Linked DNA regions of Homo sapiens: region 2 is linked to region 1. The links are chromatin contacts, found by Hi-C or POLR2A ChIA-PET in ENCODE. All regions are on one chromosome and are shown on one strand. Each heading gives the region's core, a stretch centred on a gene start or an enhancer-like site at or near the end of the contact. The rest is flanking DNA. Distances are from core to core; before and after follow the strand shown.

Region 1 (4,360 bases), core at 923-3,422:
TTAAATGGTGCTAAGTCACTATACAAAGGATCACACCCTCCAGCTCAAGACACCTGTCTCTAGGGACTATTTCTAACAATCTTAGATCTGGATGAAGACAAGGCAGTGAAAGCTATCGAGATTAGCTAAGGGAGCACAGTGACCTGGCAACAGAAACAAAAAGGGCTTCTTAAATCCCCAGGGCTGTTCCCTCAGCAAGAAGGAAAGGCAAGGAGGACAGATGCTGTCTACAGCCTAGCCGTTCCACATGTGGACCAGCAACATCTGCACCACTAAGGGCAGTTTGGGCTGGCAATGCAGACTGTCACCCCGCCCAGGCCCACTGAACCAATATCTCCATTTTAACAAATCTTTTGCACATTCAATGATGAAATATACTGGCCCACAACACTCAGACTAAACACACCCGTTCTGAGAAATCTACAGTTCTTTTTGAATATCTCTTTAAATGAAAAGTTTCAGACAGTTTCAGAGGTGCCTCTATTATAAAATTCAGAGAAATAATCAGCAGCAAGAAGGCCAGGCCTGACATATCCCAACCTGACTCCAACTTTATGAAAGTCTCTTCACTTCTCTGGATCTGTTTCTTTGTCTGTACATTAAGGGAGTTGACTAGGAGATTTAAGACAAACATTCAAAGTGTAAGTTTGAATTGTGTGCAAATGTATATATGTTCTGTTTCCCTATTTCTCTAGAAAAGAAACATCTAAGAAGTTATCTGTGATCTTATTCTAGTATCTGGAATGGTATTTATAGGTATATAATTATAGGTACATAATTACTGGGAATTTTGGAATATGTATACAACATGAGGATCTCCAAACTGAGAGAGCACCAAACTTCTCCGCTGGCCAGCCTCCCATGTGGCAATACCCTTGACTCTGTACAGTTAAGGATGACTTGACCTGCATGCCTCTATGAACTGTTAAATAAACCACCTCAACAGGAAAGCAGACACCATCCTTTAGGCATCTAATTCCTACCCTCTCAGAATGCAGTAACAAACCCTTCATGATTCAGCAAAAAGCTAAACATTCCCCCAAAGCCTCTGCGATGAAAAAAGTGAAAGATTCTAAAGAAATGTCTCCCTTCACAAGTTTTAAAGCCAAGTTTTTAGCTGTGTTGAAAATCTGAATGGAACTCACTGTCCTAGTTGCGGGGGAGGGGGCTGCTAAAAATAAATAAATAAGATACGCGAATCACTGTTATCCTCTACCACAGTTGGCTTCAACCTATTTAAAAAGAAAAAGAGGTCAGAAAACAGAGAGGGAAGGTTCTAACCCTCATGAGCTTCCTACACTCATCACTGGCAGATGCAGTATTGTCTCTCTACAGCTCGTCTACCCTCGTGGGTCTCTTCAGTCATCAGCTTTTAGGGATGGGGACCCATTCTGACCCTAAGAAGCTTGCTGCCTGACACCTTGCCCCTCTTCCCTTTTCTCTCTCTCTAATATTTTATTTTAATTTTTCGCTCTCCTTTCATGTGGACCTGAAGCCACTTACAGCCTGTGACAAAGCCCATCACATCGTAGTGTTTAATGTTCATTCACATTATTGAATGAATGAACAAATGCATGCTGGTGCCATGTGTTTCCAAGCGAAGAGGAAATCTCACACCAAGTCTAAATTTGGCCACGTCTACAATCATCTCACTTCTTTCCACCTGCTTCGTTTACCCTCCCCCCCGAAAAAGAAACTTGTGTGCAATTGTCTATAGAACCTGCATTTCATAGTGAGAAATGGAAAGTTCAAATGAAAAAGCCTAGAAAACTTTTTAAAAATAGTAATAATCATGAAAGGCCATTGTTTTCCAAATGGGGTCTCTGGCCTTCACTCCTCAGCTGTTTGTTCCTTCCTGTGCTGTCTTCTAAAGACAGAGCATTGCTGTTTAGTTTCCAAAGGTCCGCTTTTGCTGACAAAGAAACCTTCCTGCCGGCCGCTCTTCCACTCCCCTGGCCCTGTTAGAGAAAGAGGCGCAAACAGCCCGAAGAATGCTAAAGTGCTTTTTGCCGCCTCCAAGCAAGGAAAAAGTGGGCGGTACAAGAAGGTTACTTCCAATTGACCCAGCTTTCTCTCCTCTTCCCCACCCGCTGCTTAACCTTGGCTGACCCAGGGCTGCTCAGTCCCCGGAAGCAGGCTGCGGTTGCTGCTGCGGGTGGGAGCTGAAGGCGAGCGGGCCAAGAAGGGCGAAGGAGAGAGCCCGGCGCATCGCCCCTGGGTGCCCTCCTCCCGCGGAGAGACCTGGGGCCCTGGGCTGACGCTTTTGTTCTCCAAGCCCCTGAAAGAAGCAATTATCTCCCAAACAAGAGATTGTGGAGATTCGTTAAAAATGAAAGCGAACTCCCGGGTGTTCGGGGAGCAAGAGGCCTCCCCGGAGGTCTGCGGAGTTGGAGGAGGAGCCCCGCGGACCCCAAGCGCCGTGTCGCTGCCTCTGGGGGGCTCTCCGTGCAGCGGGCGGAGGCCGCGCCACGCCCTGCGGTCCCCAGGGTCTCAGCGGCTGAGGCCACGCCCGCAGCACGGCCGCGAGCCCGCGCGGGTGGGGGCGCAGAGAGCCGGTGACTGACGGCAGCCGGGGAGAAACAAAGAGATGAGATCACACTGCAGAGCCGCCGAGGGAACGCCTAAAGAAGGCAGAAAATGAGACGCGAAAAGGGCCTCATGGAGTCAGAACGCAGAAGGTGGGGTAGGAAGGCCAAGGCAGAGAAACGAAGCCCTGACTTGGAGAAGGGAAACCAGGCAGTTTGTAAGCCCAAGAGTAAGAAGCAAAGTGGGGAGAAGGAAGACAAGCCAGAACCAGCCCTACTTAGGAAAAAAAAACCAAAAAAGTTTGCTTCAACCCTCTCCTCTCCTCTGCTGCCCGTCACGTTGTTCTCTAAACTCTGATGATTTGTGTCAGTTCTTTACATCGTATTTTGTTTTGTTTGAGTCTGGGGTCTAAGGATGGGCTTCAGAGTATCCCTGAAGTAGTGTGCAGTATGTTTGGTTTATATGATTATTTCAGTGTTGAATGCTCATAGCTTTTTTATATGTCTAAGGTATGTAATACCCCGAAGAAGGTTAACTGTTTCTAGGCCGCACCATTGTGGAAAAGAAAAAACAAATAGAAAACAGCTAACATGGAAATGTTACCAGGGATGAGGAATTTAGTAATACCTTGTCTCTTTGGTTAATCAGATTAATACCAGTCATCTAATCAAAATAAACATTTTTGGCTGGGTACGGCGGCTCACGTCTGTAATCCCAGAACTTTGGGAGGCAGAGGTGGGGAGGATTGCTTGAGCTCAGGAGTTCGAGGCTAGCCTGGACAACATAAGGCAATTGTGTCTACAAAATATATTATTTCATATATTATTAATATATGTTACATTGGTTTTGCCTGGGGCTCCTTGAGGCAAGTCACCAAAGGAGCAAGGCCAAATCTCATCACATAAGATTATTAACTAGAAAAGACTAATTTGTTCTAGGGCCATACTTGTACCTGATAGCTTCTCACCCAACTGTAAGTTGATTAAGGGCAGTGACCTTATCTGGTTTGTCATTTTAACAGCAGCTCCTAGCATAGTCCGTGGGACTTAGCAGGTACTGAAAAAATATTTGCGAAAGAAATTAATGAATTAACAAGTGAAAGATAGTCTTCTCCCCATCTCCCCATAAACTGATCAATACCCAAGAGGCCCGGGATCAGTTTCACCATCTGGTGGTAACTATGGGTAGTTGAACAAAATCTCACCCAGTGTTCCTTTCTTCGTCCTGGGGGTGAACACACACCTAAGCAGTCTTTCTCCTTAGACCTAAGCAACTCACCTCTCCTACACTTCCACTTTAGCTCATCGCTTGCTCACATAAGCCACTCATTTCCTCTTTTATTCTCTTTTTATCTGTTTTCTCTTTGCCCTCTCCCCACATGATGTTTCTTCCAACCTTTGCCCATCATAAGAAATCATTTTATCCATCCCTCCTTTCATTTATCTTGAGACTCTCATTATGACACAGAAGTAACTAATACAAAAGAGTTTTGCTATAATTTTCATTCTCAGTACTGTTGAGGGTGGGCTACCATAATACTTGTAGACTAGAAAAGGGAAATTATACGCAAGTACGTGTGTATATAGTTTTTTATATTTTTGCATTTTTAATGAAATTATATATGAGGAAATGGTTCTATTACACTCCGAAGCCCAGTAACATTATTTTCTTCTATGTTTCCATTGCAAACATATAGAATTTCAGTTACATTTTGGATCAATCTGAGTTTTACAGACAGGTCTGGAAATTTTAGGTTATTTCTGTGGGGAAAGCCTTTTATGTTTCAAGTTTAACAATTTCTTTTTGAAATACAATCCATTTTTTACTAGGAAAT
Region 2 (4,674 bases), core at 711-3,210, 130 kb before region 1:
CACTCTCCTCAGAGCTCCCTCTGAATGAATTAAGCAATGCTGACCCACAAGATGTCCATCCTCTCTATGCAATCACACAGATAGGCAACCACCTCTCAGTATGCCAAAATAAGCTGTACTGACCAAAATATTTTCATGAAACCATTTGTTACGGTAAATGAGTTTGGGCATTACTGCCCACGCCCATATGCAATGATTTATCTTCTGCCAAAACAATTTTTATCATCCTGTCCAGACTTTCTAAATGTGGCCCCCCACACACATACTTGTGTGGGGGGTAATGTTGGCAAAATAGTAACCAAGAATGGGGTATAGAAAATCCCTTTTAACCTTTTTGCCACCATAACAAGCTATAGCCTAACACAGATCCTGCAAAAACTCTCTCTTTCTTTTGTTCTTCTAGGGAAAATGAAAGGATTAGGTCAAGAGTTACAGATGTGATCCAGAAGAACCTTTTTTTGTGGCTATTTGTGGCTGTTGGGGCTTTGTTTTGCTTGTTTGTTGATGAGTAGGTGGCAGAAGCCTTTTCAAGAGTGTTTGTCACGTACATTTGGATTCTGAGCAGCTACTGGTCTATTTCCCAAAGGACAAGTGAGCCCACAGAGGTCAGTGGAGAGAGGGAGAGAGTGTGTGTGTGCATGCTCATGAAACGTGGATCAGAATAACAAAAGCAGATGTAGCTGATGGCAGAGGGGCAAGGCTGGAGTTAATAAACCAGCACGCACAGAGGGTTCTGTCAGATGCAGGGAATGCATGACATAATTGTTTCTGCCTCTAATGATCTCAGTGATGTGGGAGACATGAGAATATTAAAACAAGACAGAAAAACGGAAACTCATTTCTAGCAGCTGCCAAACAAAATGGGACGTAAAGCAGGAGAGAGGTATATTGAAATGTTCACAAGGTTCACTTCACCAAAATGAAACTTTACCTCTCACGGATGTCAAATCCTCACCTCTCTCTCATGCAGAAGTCCCCTCCCATTTCCCATCAAACTGTTGCTCCCTGCATTCTTTCTGCATCCTTCCCTGTCACTCTCTTCCCTCGTCACTGTCACTTTGCCTCTCTTGCTTTTTAATCTCTTTCATTTTTCCCCTTCCTTCCTCCCTTCTCCATTATCCTGTCACCACAAACATGCTCTTACAGTTGTTCTCCCCCCTTCCCTCTCTCTCTCTCACACGCGTACACGCACACAAGAACATACACGCACAGACCACACCCCTTCTCATTCATTAGTAATCAACCTGGGAGCCACATCTCCTAATCCCAGCAGTTGAATGGAGCTGTAAAAATGCTCCCTTTGAAAAACACCCAGAAGTGACGCTCCCCGGGCTGCAGGTGGGCGGTGGTGTCGGCGCTGCTGCGATGCTTGCTCCTGCCACGAGGGGGCAGCAGTGCGCGCCGAACGCCGCGCTGCCCGTCGGCGCAGGGAAGGCGGCGCGGACGGCTGCTCACCCGGTGTCACCCGTCACCGCGGCTGACAGCCTGCGTCAGGATTCCGCCCGCGTCCCAGGCGAGCACGGAGGGGCGCAGAGAATAAGCAAACGATTTCTGATGAGTGCGGGCGGGGTGAATTCCGCCTCGGGCTAGTACAGATAGATCTTTTCCAGAAACAAAGGAGTGAGTCAGGCCGCCTGTGAGTCGAGAAGGGAGAGAGGCAGGGCTGGGCGCGACCGCTCGGCCCGGCCGCCTAGCTTCTCCCCGCCCGCCTACCTGCGCCCTCCCTCCTGCCCTGCGGCCCGCGCACCCCCCGCCCACCCGCTCGCGCTGCTGCGGGGCTCCTTCCCCAGGCAGCTGCAGGCGCCGCCCGGTCGGGAGGAAGCTAGAAGGCGGTGTTGCTTGGCCACCTGGGGGCGGGGATGGAGCCGGCCTGCAGAGAGGGAGCGCGGGTGTGTTGGGGGCAGGGTGGGTTTGCAGCCTTTCCTAGGGGTGCGGCTTCCAGCAGTGACGGCAGGGTGAACTCGGCGGCAGGGGGCGGCAACGCTTCTGTCAACCGGCAGCCTCCGCGTGGCTGGGTACTAGAGCTCTGCACATGTTTGTCATAGGTCAGCTCCCCCGACACGCGCGCGCACACGGGGTCCTGGGGTCTTGTTGCGATTCCGCCCCCTTTTACTCCAAAAGAGAGGTAACAGCGTCAACAAGCAGAATAATAAAAAGCGTTTATCGAGTGCTACGCGCAAGGCAGGCTCTGTTTTTACAGTAAATCTATTATTAATTTTAATAAAATGATAGTAAATAATAACAATATGCCCAAATGATGCTGATTGATAACTATCTTATTTCCTTCGTTTTAAGTTGAGAGGATGCAGAAGTATTTTTTTTTCTTTTTCAAGAAGATAGCTAGGTCTGGTTCTCCCTATTTCCAGAGGAGCAAGATGCCTTTATATTTACTCGTGTTGGAAAAACTAGGGTTATAACTACTGTTGGACAGGATTCAGCCTCCGGGCTGTTTTCCCTCCGTGCATTTTTTTTGTTTTCTTTTGAGACGGCGTTTCGCTCTTGTTGCCCAGGCTGGAGTGCAATGGCGCAATCTAGGCTCACTGCAACCTCTGCTTCCCAGGTTCAAGCGATTCTGCTGCCTCAGCCTCCTGAGTAGCTGGTACTACAGGCGTGCGCCACCACGCCCGGGAAATTTTTGTATTTTTAGTAGAGACGGAGTTTCACCATGTTGACCAGGCTAGTCTCGAACTCCTGACCTCAGGTGATCCGCCTGCCTCGGCTTCCCAAAGTGCTGGGATTACAGGTGTGAGTCACCGTGCCCGCTCCGTGCATATTTTTTAAGTGGGAATTTTCATGTAACTGTCCCAATTTACAGCATCCCTTGAACAAGAGAACATCTAGAGACTTGACCTAAATGGTAACCCCATTGGTGGGAGTTGAGGAGCTGTTACTGCCATTAGAAGGGGCAAGTGGCTCTCCAGTTTGCCACAGTACCCACCTTGCCCTAATACGGACTGTTATTACTTGAAGCTGCACCCCTGGGGGAGGGCTACAAGTCAACCCTTTCTTCCCTAACACACACACACACACACACACACACTCACTCTCTCACACAATCTGTCTCTCAATCTCTCCTTTATTTATAAAAGTAAATATTAGACCATAAGTTTCACGAGAGAAGGAATTGTGTCTTATATTTCTTTTGAATCCCTCATAGAAATTCACTGATCTGGACATATTGTAGATACCGCTAAGAACTGCTGAATGGAAATCTGTTGAATAAAATGAGCAATGGAACATTATTTAAACTGTCAGGCTACCACAGATATTGCATCCATTATTTTTAAGGACTATAAAAACATTCATACAAGGCACAACAATTTCTGCTACACGTGCATGCATAAACAGAATTTGATGTTGAAAGCAAAAAAATGTACAACAAAATTAATGTATATGTACTTAATTATAAAAATAAACATTTTTGTTCCTTAGTAATCAGACACAGTAATAGTCTGAGAAATACTAAAGAATGATAGAACTACTCTTTTGTAAGCATTTCAATCTATAGCAAGTTTTGAGCCTGCTATAGAGGTAAAAGAGATATGATGTGATAAAAATGTAAATCAAAATCATAGTGAAAAATAAACTAATATTCTTTTATACTGTATGGAAACTCTAGCTATGCGATACTACATTGCATATGTATCAGTTATAGTTCTATTAGGGAAGTAGAACCATTGTGAGTGATATAAAACCAGGGATTTATTATAGGGTTTAGATTCTATGCAATTATGAGAATGTGTTAAGTAGTCTAAGGCCTCTGCATCTACTCTTGGGCGTGAAGTCTGCAGGGCTGACGATCAAGAAGGAAAGATGCATACGAAATGGATACAGCAAAGAAAAAATGAAACTCATAGTTGTTTCTCATGGCCTCCATGTAAATGACTTGCAGCATAAACTGACGCTTTTCACCAAGGAAACATACACATACCTAGCCAGGGATTCAGAGAAGCAGAAGCAGGGGTATCTAGCAGGACTTGAAGGAGCCCATGCCAACAGGGTGAACCAGCAGATCAGTGACAACTTAGGTGAGCCTGGTTTCACACCCACCTTCAAATCATAAAGATAGTTGGTGCTTCTTTTCTGCCTTCCAGATCTTGTTCATTTTTTCCTTGTGGCCAGTCCTGACCCGGAAACAAAAGGAGTTCTTGGAAATGTGGTTCCGGTTAAGCAAAACAGACACACATAAAGCCATAATAAAGGAATCTTTAAGATCGCAGCATAAAAATCACTGCGAAACTTGGGCTAAAGCAGGGTATTTTGAATATTCAAAAATAAATCATAAATATATGGGCGCAAATAATATATTTTTTAGTTATTTATCAGATTACTTTCTTAATCTGGGGGCATGGGAATTCAGTGGAGAATGAACAGCAAGAAGGAAAAGTACTCAAGGTGATTTGAGAGGATGGACTCCAGAGGATATCACAGATTAATTTGGGTGGAGTCACATAGGCCAGGCATTTTAATAGGATTTAAGACAAGGGGAACTCAGTAGGGCCCTATGAGACAGAACTGTAGCTTCAGATCATAAAAAGAAAAAATAAACATGAAGGAAAACTACCTATTATCTCTCTGGCATAAATGGCAAACACAGAAAAGGCCAGCCACCAACAATGATGCTGGATGATGTTTATCACCACACTGAAAACTGCACTTTTAACTCTGCCCCTC

What was found. Hi-C counts contacts between places; a loop is a spot of excess contacts on that map. ChIA-PET counts read pairs that join two places held with the same protein, here RNA polymerase II (POLR2A). Pooled maps may share reads with other maps.
Region 2: a loop to region 1 is called in a map of B cell, with 11 times the contacts of the local background. The contact joins two enhancer-like sites. A Hi-C loop is called at or near these places in 17 of 168 maps with a recorded cell type or tissue (B cell, CD4-positive, alpha-beta T cell, CD4-positive, alpha-beta memory T cell and 11 more), 13 of 37 single-sample maps with no recorded cell type and 30 of 50 pooled maps. POLR2A ChIA-PET finds 5 or more read pairs at or near these places in 15 of 52 experiments (AG04450, B cell, CD4-positive, alpha-beta T cell and 9 more).

The regions. Positions count from the first base shown.
Region 1 is chr3:115,656,708-115,661,067 of GRCh38, reverse strand. All of the region lies in intron 1 of GAP43 (growth associated protein 43), which reads right to left. Among named protein-coding and RNA genes, the nearest start is that of GAP43, 35 kb to the right of the region's middle. RefSeq lists silencers at 2,132-2,201, 2,382-2,611 and enhancers at 1,533-2,404, 2,405-3,277. Within about 2 kb of position 2,172, at least 35 of the 41 ENCODE cell types and tissues checked have a DNase peak (open chromatin) inside an H3K27ac peak, as active enhancers do; they include B cell, CD4-positive, alpha-beta T cell, CD8-positive, alpha-beta T cell and 5 more, where a contact is called at or near this core.
Region 2 is chr3:115,781,382-115,786,055 of GRCh38, reverse strand. No RefSeq gene overlaps it. Among named protein-coding and RNA genes, the nearest start is that of SNORD155, 120 kb to the left of the region's middle. RefSeq lists enhancers at 802-1,480, 1,512-2,012 and a silencer at 1,722-1,771. Within about 2 kb of position 1,960, at least 38 of the 41 ENCODE cell types and tissues checked have a DNase peak (open chromatin) inside an H3K27ac peak, as active enhancers do; they include B cell, CD4-positive, alpha-beta T cell, CD8-positive, alpha-beta T cell and 5 more, where a contact is called at or near this core.